2 separate regions of the Homo sapiens genome follow, and region 1 is linked to region 2. Evidence: chromatin contacts called from ENCODE Hi-C or POLR2A ChIA-PET data. All regions are on one chromosome and are shown on one strand. Each heading gives the region's core, a stretch centred on a gene start or an enhancer-like site at or near the end of the contact. The rest is flanking DNA. Distances are from core to core; before and after follow the strand shown.

Region 1 (4,883 bases), core at 467-2,966, 33 kb before region 2:
AGGTTTGCTGCAATTCCCAGGGGTGGGGACGGCTCGTGCAGGGTAGGGAAGGGCTGGGGGAAGGGAGAGCTCCAGCAGCTGGCGGGGTCAATGTCTAGTGCCAGGAAAGGCTTTGGGCGTCATAGCATAGGTTTCCTGCAGTGTAGTGAGAATGGGCCCCTAAACCCCTTTTTATATGGTGAGGAAGTAGGCAGGGGAGGGTTCTGGGGGCAAGATAAAGGGATCATTCACATATACACAGTGTTCTCCAGTCAGGTACTGTGGTGGGAACTCTCAGCACCCAAGAAAGAAACATCTAGACAGGCCAGCCGTGAGATGCTTTAGTACAAATGTGGTTTGTTGCCCCTAGATGGGGTGGCCTAGGTGACTCGGGGTTACATAGAAAACAGGAAAGTAGTGGGGAACAAGGTTAGTCTATGTGAAGCCAGACGGTCTGGGTTTGGGGAAGAGGAATCCATTCTCACTTGGGCGTCTGAGATCAATACCAGCGCTTTGGAAGTGATCAAGGGTTATTCAGTTTTGGCATTATTAGACACACATCATTGCAGAATCCCTGTAGAGCCCACAGTCTCACATCCCCACAGCCTGTACTACCCTTGTGGGGGCTGAGCCTCACGCAGTCCCTCTAGATTGAAGGAGGCCTCCCTGGTTTCCCGCAGACTGCCTCTTTTTTCAGGAACCCATAGGGCAGGGCCAGCTGTATGGGCATGCAACCTGTGCAGTCTTAGGAGGCCATGCTCAGTTTAATGCTCTGCTGATGCTGTCTCGAAATTCTTAGTAATTTTATTATTTTTTTTATTACTGCTCCTTGCAGAGCAGGGCTAACTCACAGGCAGTGTGCCTAGAGTCAGTCAAAATTCTTAAAAATTTTTGAACAAAAGGCCCTGCATTTCATTTTATACTGGGCCCACGAATCATGTAGCCAGTCTTCCCTGAGGGACACCTTCTGAAAGAACAGCCTTTTCTTGTAGCTCTTCTTGTTCTGTGCAGGCTGAGCAGGCAGAGACTCTAGTAAGAGAGCTGGAGAACATTAAGTCATACATCTTTCCAGTTAATGCCTCCCACACCCTCATTTCTTTTTTCCTTCTCTGAATTCGATGTTGATTACCATTTGGTCAAACAATATTTATTGAGCCTTAGCCACTCTGTGCCAGGCACTGGTAAATAGAGATATGACTAAAACCCAGGCTCTCCCAAGAGGCACTCATGGTCAGGTGGGGGAGACAGATATGTACAAAATAACTTCGATAGTAAAATGCTAAAATATTCAGGAGAGTTGTTCTCTTTAGGAAATTATTCGATTCTGAAATCATAAATTATCAACACATTTAAACACAAATGCCTCCAGTCCTGCTTGGTCACATTGACAGAGTGAGTGCTTCCCAGGTTGCTGCAGCAGCCAGCACAGCAATATGATGTCCCAGGAGCACTCAGCTAGGCCCGGGGTTTAAAACCTCCCACTTCACTGTCATGGACCACTCACAAGGGCCCCGAGCATCTGGCCCAGGAGTCCCTGGATGAAAATGATGAAGTTCACATGTTATGGTTTTCCTCAAAATCAGGAGTTGGAAAATCTTTTCTATAATGGGTCAAATAGCCAATGTTTTAGACTTTGCAGGCCACACAGTTTCTGTTGCAACTCTTTGCCTCCTGTTGTAGCTCAAAAGCAGCCATAGACAGTAAGTAAACAAATGGTTATGGCTGTCTTCCAATAAAGCTCCATTTACACAAACAGGCAGCAGGCTGGATTGGGCCTGCAAGCTGTAGTTTGCTGACTCCTGCTCCAGCTGATCCTAATTCAGAGGTAGGCTGGCCTAAAAGGGGGGGTTGACTGAAATAATGCAAGGGAGACAGACTATGATGTTGTTGGGGCTCAGAATATGATTTCCCAAAGTCTTGTGCTTTGGCATGGTATGAACTTTAAAGTGTTGTAGGACTTTCTCCTTAGTTCAGGTAAAATGGGGTCTTTGTCAGATGACCATGAGAGACTGGGCTCACAGACACTTTGAAGGGTGAGAAAAATGGAATTTACTGGGCAAAAAGGAAAAAAGAGAAACAGGGACTCTCAGCAAAGCAAAAGTTCTGCTAGCTGGCTTCCTGCCTCACAGATTGAATCCCAGTTTCCACCCCAGAAGAGGAGAGGCCAGGCTCCTCCCCACTGCAAATGGTGCAAACTTCCCAGGGGCTCTGGCCCGTTGTGCATTCCTCCCAGTGCACAGGCTGGTCAGAGTTTCTCTGGGGTCCCCTTTATACTTGACTGTCTCAAAAAGACACTGGATGGGCCTCAAAGGCGAGTTCTCTCTGACCTTCTGTGGCCCTCCTGTCTCTCACTCCTCTTTCTTCCCCAAAGTGAGTTCTAGAAACCAGAATTCCTCTTCCGCAAGGCAGGTGAGAGAAACTGGAGACCCTCTTCCCAAAGCAAGCCATAAAATCTACAAAGGTCACTCTCTCCCTTCTCCCCAAATACCTTTGTTCCAGAGGGATCTTGCCCCATACCCAGGAGGAAGAAACACTACACAGAGAGACCAAGAGGAAGCTGAACAGACAGGCCTTGCTGGGGTTCCCCGCTCAGTCTATTACCATTACATCAGACCCTTTTGTCCAATCACACTTCCACGTAGCTGTCCATCTTCATGGAACCTAAGCATTAAAATAGATCATTTTCCCTGCATCTCTAGGTCTTCATTTCTGAAGGCTTCCATGTCATGTAAAACTTTGATTAAATAAATGTGTTATGCTTTTCTCTTGTTCACCTGTCTTTTGTTAAGAGTGTTGGCCGTATGCTTATGGTGAGTGAGGAAAGGTATTACACCTAGATTATAACCAATGTTGTTAACTGGGTGACTTGGGCAATCAGTCAGGGACCCAGCAGGATCCAGTGGGCTCATTCAAACTGGCTAATTTGAGAGAATTTAACAAAAAGTCTATTTACAAAGGTGTGGGCAGGGCTTAAGGAAACCAATAAAGAATAAATAATGCAATACCTGTGTCTGGTAACACCGGAGAGCCCTTACAAGTCTAAAGGGAACTATATGGAGAAGTCTGTAGTACAGGAATACAGCCAATCCTATTACATACTCCACCCTGTCTGCCCCACCCACCAATCTCCTGCCTCCTGTTGGCCAAACTCAAAGGGAAAGCAGGGAAGACTGAGGCTGTGCTTGGTCCCTGCAGGTCAGCCTCCCGGGGTGGAGCAGGGTGGAGGTTGGGCCAGCAGGGGCAAATGGAAGGCTTCTTGTTCCAGCATTCTTTGGAAAGAGGCAGTGAGACTTGACCAAGGAGTCATTCATTCATTCAGTGGGCATTTGTGCCACATGCCAGGCTCTGTGTCACAATTTAATATAGGCCACAGCTGTGTAAACCAATAAATGCCATAACGGTTATAGGGGCTCTGACAGAGATCTCTACAGGGTACACTGGGGGCACAAAAAGGTACAGCGCCTGAGTATTACTCCAAAATAAATGACTGAAAATACAAAGGCAGAGCATGGGAAGCAGTCTCCACTACTAGAAGCCCAAAAGCACATCAAAGGTCTTTCCAGCATTATTAAAGACATCTTAAACACAGTAGCAGCATTTAACCTGAGCTAACATACAAAAGTAACTTCACAGATCAATAATTTAGAATCCATATGGTAAATCAATATGGTGAAACTATAGAATGATCTTAAGGGTCCACAAATAGTATTCTTCTTGCAACCTAATATTTTTCATTTCCAACTGAGTGTTGACCACAAAGAAGCTAAGCACAGCAGCTGGAACAGTGAATAATGTTAAGTTGAGGAGTCTCAGATGGGGATATAATAGAAACACCGCAAATAGATGCCCTCAGAAGTGCTCTGGCTTAATGCTTTGGTTGAGCTGTTTAAAAAACATTTCACATAAAGCAATGTTCTTATTGGAATCAGTCTGACAGCAGTTTGTGATTATTTCCCCATGGAAACCGCTAGCTTTTATCATCTCTTTCAATTATCATTTGTCTTAATTCTCTAGTGTATACATCAACATTTGTCCTTCCCAAATTCCCACAAAGAGAATTCTCTGAGCACCTTAAAACGTCAATGGCAGGTTAAATAGAAAAGGACAAAAATCATCTTTCCCTTTTTAAAACCTCTTTTTAATCATTGTGATTTTACTCCAAACAATTCCCTAAATGCCAGGGTACATTAAATGCCTATCATCCACGTGTTTCAAATATCAAGTGGCCATAACAACGCCACCCCTATTGCTCCCAGGAGGTGGGAACGTGGATTCCCAATCCTGCCTGCCACCTGTACTTCCTCTTCAGACAGGTAAAGCAGCAGCTTAAGCAGAGGTGGCTGGAAATAACATCATTTTGGATTGGTCTGTTTGTCTGTCCCCAGGAGGCCTGAGCTGAAATGTCAAATGAGGTATTACAATGAGTTGCCACAGAGAAGCAGCTTTGTTCCTGAGCTCCTGCAGGAGTGGGGACCCCCTCTATTTCTAAACCACCAGGGCATTCATACAGAGGGGCCTGCCCCACCTCAGACAAGCATTTCTCAGGGCAGGCGTGGTCCTGATTTCCAATGTAAGGAAGCAGCCTCCTTTCAGTTTTGCAAAGGCCTTATCTGGCACCTTGTCCAGACAATGTGCATTGAAAAGTGAGCAGGCTTCTTCTAATGAGAGGCAAATGTTTTCATTACTAGAGAAAAATTCCAAAAATTCAGATTAAGGACAGCAGAAGATTCCATACGCAACTAGTTCATGTTATTTAGTGGCTATTTTGCAGATATCTGAGATTCTACTTCCCGAAGGGTAAAAAGTGATCACTGAGTCATTCAGTGCATGGAGATAATGGATTTGACTCAAAAAGACTGCAACAAGCACAGCCATGAGGCTTTGGGATATTTTTGTCATTTGTG
Region 2 (5,225 bases), core at 1,069-3,568:
CAGAAACAACAGATGCTGAGTGAATCTAAAAGGAAAACTGCAGGGAGGGGTTGAGGGTGTCAAGGATGGAACATTGAGGACATCCAGAGGGGAATAAAAGAAGCCCCACTCTTAAGAAACATCACAGTGTTGGCCAGGCGCAGTGGCTCACGCCTGTAATTCCAGCACTTTGGGGGATTGAGGCGGGTGGGTCACTTGAGGTCAGGAGTTCGATACCAGCCTGGCCAACATGGTGAAACCCATCTCTATTAAAAATACAAAAATTAGCCCAGCGTGGTGGTGCACGCCTGTAATCCCAGCTACTCGGTAGGCTGAGCCAGAAGAATCGCTTGAACCCGGGAGACGGAAGTGGCAGTGAGCCAAGATCAAGCCACTGTACTCCAGCCTGGGCGACACAGCAAGACTCCGGCTCAAATAAAAAAAAGAAAAAGAAAAGAAAAGAAAAGAAAAAGAAAAGAAAGAAACATCACATTGTAACTCAAATATGTCCCCCGCCTTGAGCAGCCTTTCTTGACTCCCCAGGCAGAGCTGAAGGCCTCAATTACAGGATTGGAAATCACCGGATGCCTGTGCTAAGAGCCTCCCCCACGAGAATCTGAACTCGTTTTGTGCCTCCAGCACCAGATGCCTACCTGGTAAGCCCTTGGCAAAACTGTGCTGAATGTTTAACATGGTATCACGGACAGTGAATTAGGAACTTGGAGAGGAAGTGGCTGCTTTCTTCTGGAAGATCTAATCAAGACTTTACACAGGAGGTGAGGTTTGCGAGATAGAAAAAGGTATTTCAGTTTATCCAGGAAGTTAGCACGATGGCCCAGCAAGGAACAGCAGTGGTGTGGAAAAACGGAGGGCGAGGCCCGAAGGAAGCGAGGAAGTGAAGCCCGGCAGGAGTGCTGGGTTGTGGTGCTGAAAAGTAGGCTAGCACTGGGCAGCCGAAGACAGCAGCGAGGCAAAGGAAGAGTTGTTCCCTCCCCTCCAGGACCGGTGATGGGAAGCGGGGTGGAGGTTGGGGTGGATGTCTAAAAGAAACGAGGAACAGCCGGGCAACGGAAAGTAGTTGCTTTGGAGAACGTGGTTGAGGCTGGAAGCAGGAGTTGATGGGTAAAAGGATGAGGAGAGCTCATACCTGTAGTTCTTTTCATTTCCATGTACGACGCAAATTACCGAGCTCCAAAAAGGAGATGAGCCCAAAACCTTAACAATCAGAGGCTAAAAATGGACTAATCAGTGAGGTGTAAGCCAAGAAGTTAATGAGGTAGGAGGCACAACACGGTCGAGAGTTATAAGACAAACCCAGGTTATTACTTGGGTCCTCGAGGATCCAATTAACTTCTCATTAAGTGGGGCTGGGTGCTCGGCTTCTCAACTGGCGCCAGCCTCCCAGCCCCCAGCCAACGCCTGGAATGAGACTCCAGGGAAATTCGGCCAGCTGGTGGATCTTCAGCGAGATGAAGGCAGTGGCGTGGACAGGCCATTCACGGCGATACCCACCCAACTCTGTCCAGGCCTTAAGCAGAAGGCTGGGAGCAGCACAGCACATCAATGGCAGCCACAACGCCTTCCTTTCCCTTTCCCTTTCCCTGCCTATCACGCAAACACTCCCCTACTAAAGTGTATCCTCCGTGAGAACAGGGCTCCGTCCTTCTTCACGGGATGCGCGGAGCCTAGAAGGGCGCCCGGCCACGGCGACCCCCAAGTACTGGCTGAATAGTGAATGAACTCCGCTTGGCCGCACTTCAGTCTATCTGGGCACTGAAAGATGCGACCCGTGGAGCCGCCTAAGAGAGCACAGGGGGAAGAGAAGAAGCGGAAGCCTCCGGAGGTCCCATCGAGGCGGCCTGCGGGACCTGAGCGCCGGGCTCCGTAGCGCGGTCGGGAGGGGGCTTCTGGTCCCAGGCCCAAGACCGACCGCTTTGCAACTGACCTTCCGGCGGGGGCGCCCGCGCGGGGCACAGCAGCCAGGCTCCGGCGTCCCGCTCCCGCCGCCCCCCGGCGGCGCCCGGCGACCGCTGCGCACGTAGGTCACCTGCCTCCTGCTGGCGCCGCGCGGCTGGCCCGGCGCGGGCGGCAGGTGCGGCCCAGGTGGCCGCCAGGCCGGGCCCGGCGGGGCGCTGCGGGTGGGGGACCCGGGCCCGGCGCGCCGCAGCTCTGCGCAGAGCCGCAGGCCGAACAACAGCACAGCCCCGAGTAGACACCGGCGCAGGACGCCGCAGCCCCTCCCGGGCGGCCTCTCCCGGGCCATGGCGCTACACTCGGGGTCCCGCGGGCCGCGCCTGGCCGGCAGCAGGGATGTAGCCCCACAGGCCGGAGCGGCCAACTGTGGGAACTCCCCCGCGGGCCGGGGTGCGGGCTCGGACCCGCCTCCCTCCCTCCCGACCGAGGAAGCCCCGGCGTAACCTTATCCTGCCCTGCCGAGCGCGCCCCGCCGCTGGAACGGTGGTGGGCCGAACGCGGTCACAGGGGGCCCTCTCCGCCCCTCCGGAGGTGCCAGGGCCCGGCTGTACAGGGTCCCTCAAGAGGTGCCCTCCGCCCCGGCCTCCAAAGCCTGACGGAGCTGAAAGACATAGGGCCAGAAAAAGCGCATTCCTAACGGGATCCCGGGCCATAACTTCATTTTCTGGTATTAGTGTTGTTGGAGAAACACAGGAGGAGGGTAGGTGAGCATACAAGGAACAGTCAAGCAGTTTGCACCATTAAGCACAATATAAAAATAAATAGCACTTATGCCCGGGCTTACAACTTCTCTCTCTCTCTCAAGAAAGAAAGGGATTGGGGGGCGAAGAGAATAGCACTCAATGCAGAATAATCAAATTAGAGTTATTCTATGTCTAAATTCTGCCTGAAGCCAATTCGTGCTTTCTTTCCGTGTTATGAAATGTGTGGGGGTGAAGAAGAAGAGGGAAAAAGCCAGCTAAGACATCTGACAGCGGGTTGGTGAGGAGGGGGGAGAGAGAACAGAAGTTACCATGGCATGATGTAAATCAAATTAATTTAGCTCCAAACACACACCTCCCTGCTGTCTCGCAGAAATACAGAGGGACAAATTTATCTTTCGGCAAAATGCTCCCCAGCTGGTATTTCCATCACCACCTTGACCTTAATTAATCAGACTGAACTCTCACAGCCTGAAGTCCAGTGGTGGATGTTCCATTTTCAATTGTTAGTAGAATCCTTTCCCACAACCCATTTGGGGTGGGTTTGGGTTTTAGGTTTGAGTTTGGGTTTAGATTTTTTTAAGCTGTAGTCACTTTTCTTTTTTTCCTTGCTTTACTCTTGCATTTTCCATGCTTCCATGGGAGACTGCGCCTGTAGACCTATCCTCTTCCCCCGTAACAGCCTACAGCATGGACAAGAGAGAACAAATATGGGGCCCTACCCCCCTGCCCTTTTGAATGTTGGGTATTTTCCGTAGGAAGCCCTCGTCTCTAAAATCCTCTTCTCTTCCTGGCTTAAGAAAGACCCAATTTATTCCCTGCTAGTGAACAAAGCACTTGGGCTGTTTCTCTACATGTAACAAAATATCTCCACCCAGTCTAGTCCACCCCCTGGCCACACCAGATCCTCAGGCTCCTGAACGTTCCATTAGGATTGACTTTTGCTTTTTTCTTAGATGAGTCCAGGGGATATTGCAGATGGGTTCTATTTTAACAAATTTAAACAAGTACGAGTTTTTCCTTACACAAACTGAGAGCCAGCCTCACATCCTGTGACTATTTACTTGAACTGTGTTTGAACCAGGACCCTGCCGTTCAAGCACTATGAGACTTTCAACGAAGTACTGGACCTCTCTGAGTTTCCGTTTTCCCATGAATAAACAGATCTATATATATGGCAGGATTATAAATGTTGCATAAAATATTATATGTTTCATGCCCAAATAATACTGGCTCACAGAAGGGTCTCAATAGTAATTATTTTGTTATTTACCATGGAAGAAAATCCTGGATGTTGTCATGAAAAACAAAAGGTAAGCATTGATTCCAAAGTGGGCAAAGATAAAGTATAAGGAAATTTACAAATAATTTATACAGCATTCTCTGGAATTCAGAGTACCCAATAATTTCAAGAAAATAACAATTAATCATCAAGAAACGAACTCTGTTAAGTTGTATAAGGCTCTTTAAGACAGAGTTTGTAGGGTGCTTGATAAACCTGGATTGGTAATGTCTGATGTAGACTTTGCTGGAAGTTTTATTTTCTATGCAGTCAACACAGTGCCGCTAACTAGAGAAGTCATATTTTGAAGATCATGGTGCCACTAGTGCGTACCCTCTGCTCCTCTGTTGAGTTTCTCTCTGGGGGTGGGTGGGGAAGCATAAGCACTCTCCTATATTATTAAAATGGGGATATTTAATAAGACTCTGGGCTGGGGGTGGAGGATGGAGTGGGGGTGCATACAAAACAGTGTAGCTCTTGAAGAGAATGGGCAGGATGACCTCATATTTTCCTTTATCTCATTTCTACAGTTCTCTAATAAAATGTTTTCATTATGGAAAAAAATTCAAATTACATGGAATATTTAAATAGCCTTTTATCTTTTGCAGTTGTGTTTATGTCTATGTGTTTATTACTAATAAAAAAGAACCGTTTATATGTATGTAGCATCAATTTTCTGGAAGAAACCTATTTTTAACTTCCACACAGTGTTTTCCTGTGTGGTGGATGATAATGAATAGTAAAATGGGTCAGTCTGTGGGCTGAAGAGGCAAATCTAATGGATCACTGTTGTAGCTGACAAGCAATCTTTCATTCACGACCTTTGCTTTTCTTATAGAGTTGAACTTGTCTCAGTCCTTTCTGGATGTGTCTCAAAAATGCAGATAATCATTAACCGCTGTGTCATAGGCTGGTTAATTAAACAAGCAGGTCAGTAAACCACAATAGCGGCTTTCATCAGATCACAGATTACATCCTCCTAGAGGTTTTAGCCAGAAAAATGTGTGAAACAGAACATTTCTAATCTCCTAAACAACATGCATTTCAACTTGGACACCTGCTGTAGTGCTGTGATTCTCAACCAGGGTTGGTTTTGCCTCCCAGGGGACATTTGGCAATGTCTGAAGATGTTTTTGGTTGTTACCACTGGAGGATGCTACTGGCGTCTAATGGCTACCTATTAGACTAGGGATGCAGCTAAGCCTCCTCCAGTGCAAAAGATAGCCTTCCACAACAAAGACTTGTCCAGCCCAGAATGTCAGGAGAGCCTAAGTTGAGAAAACCTGCTG

The links. A loop is a pair of places that touch in the nucleus more often than their neighbours do. ChIA-PET counts read pairs that join two places held with the same protein, here RNA polymerase II (POLR2A). Pooled maps may share reads with other maps.
Region 1: a map of ovary shows a loop between it and region 2 (3-fold over the local background). The contact joins the enhancer-like site here to the promoter of METTL24 in region 2. A Hi-C loop is called at or near these places in 5 of 168 maps with a recorded cell type or tissue (ascending aorta, dorsolateral prefrontal cortex, esophagus muscularis mucosa and 2 more) and 8 of 50 pooled maps. POLR2A ChIA-PET finds 5 or more read pairs at or near these places in 4 of 52 experiments (A673, HEK293, OCI-LY7 and 1 more).

What each region holds. Positions count from the first base shown.
Region 1 is chr6:110,323,700-110,328,582 of GRCh38, forward strand. All of the region lies in intron 1 of METTL24 (methyltransferase like 24), which reads right to left. Among named protein-coding and RNA genes, the nearest start is that of METTL24, 32 kb to the right of the region's middle. Within about 2 kb of position 1,717, at least 7 of the 41 ENCODE cell types and tissues checked have a DNase peak (open chromatin) inside an H3K27ac peak, as active enhancers do; they include sigmoid colon, where a contact is called at or near this core.
Region 2 is chr6:110,356,031-110,361,255 of GRCh38, forward strand. It overlaps METTL24 (methyltransferase like 24), which reads right to left and starts at 2,319. Exons shown (of 5, transcript NM_001123364.3): 1 at 1,925-2,319. The coding sequence starts at 2,242. RefSeq lists an enhancer at 4,656-4,950.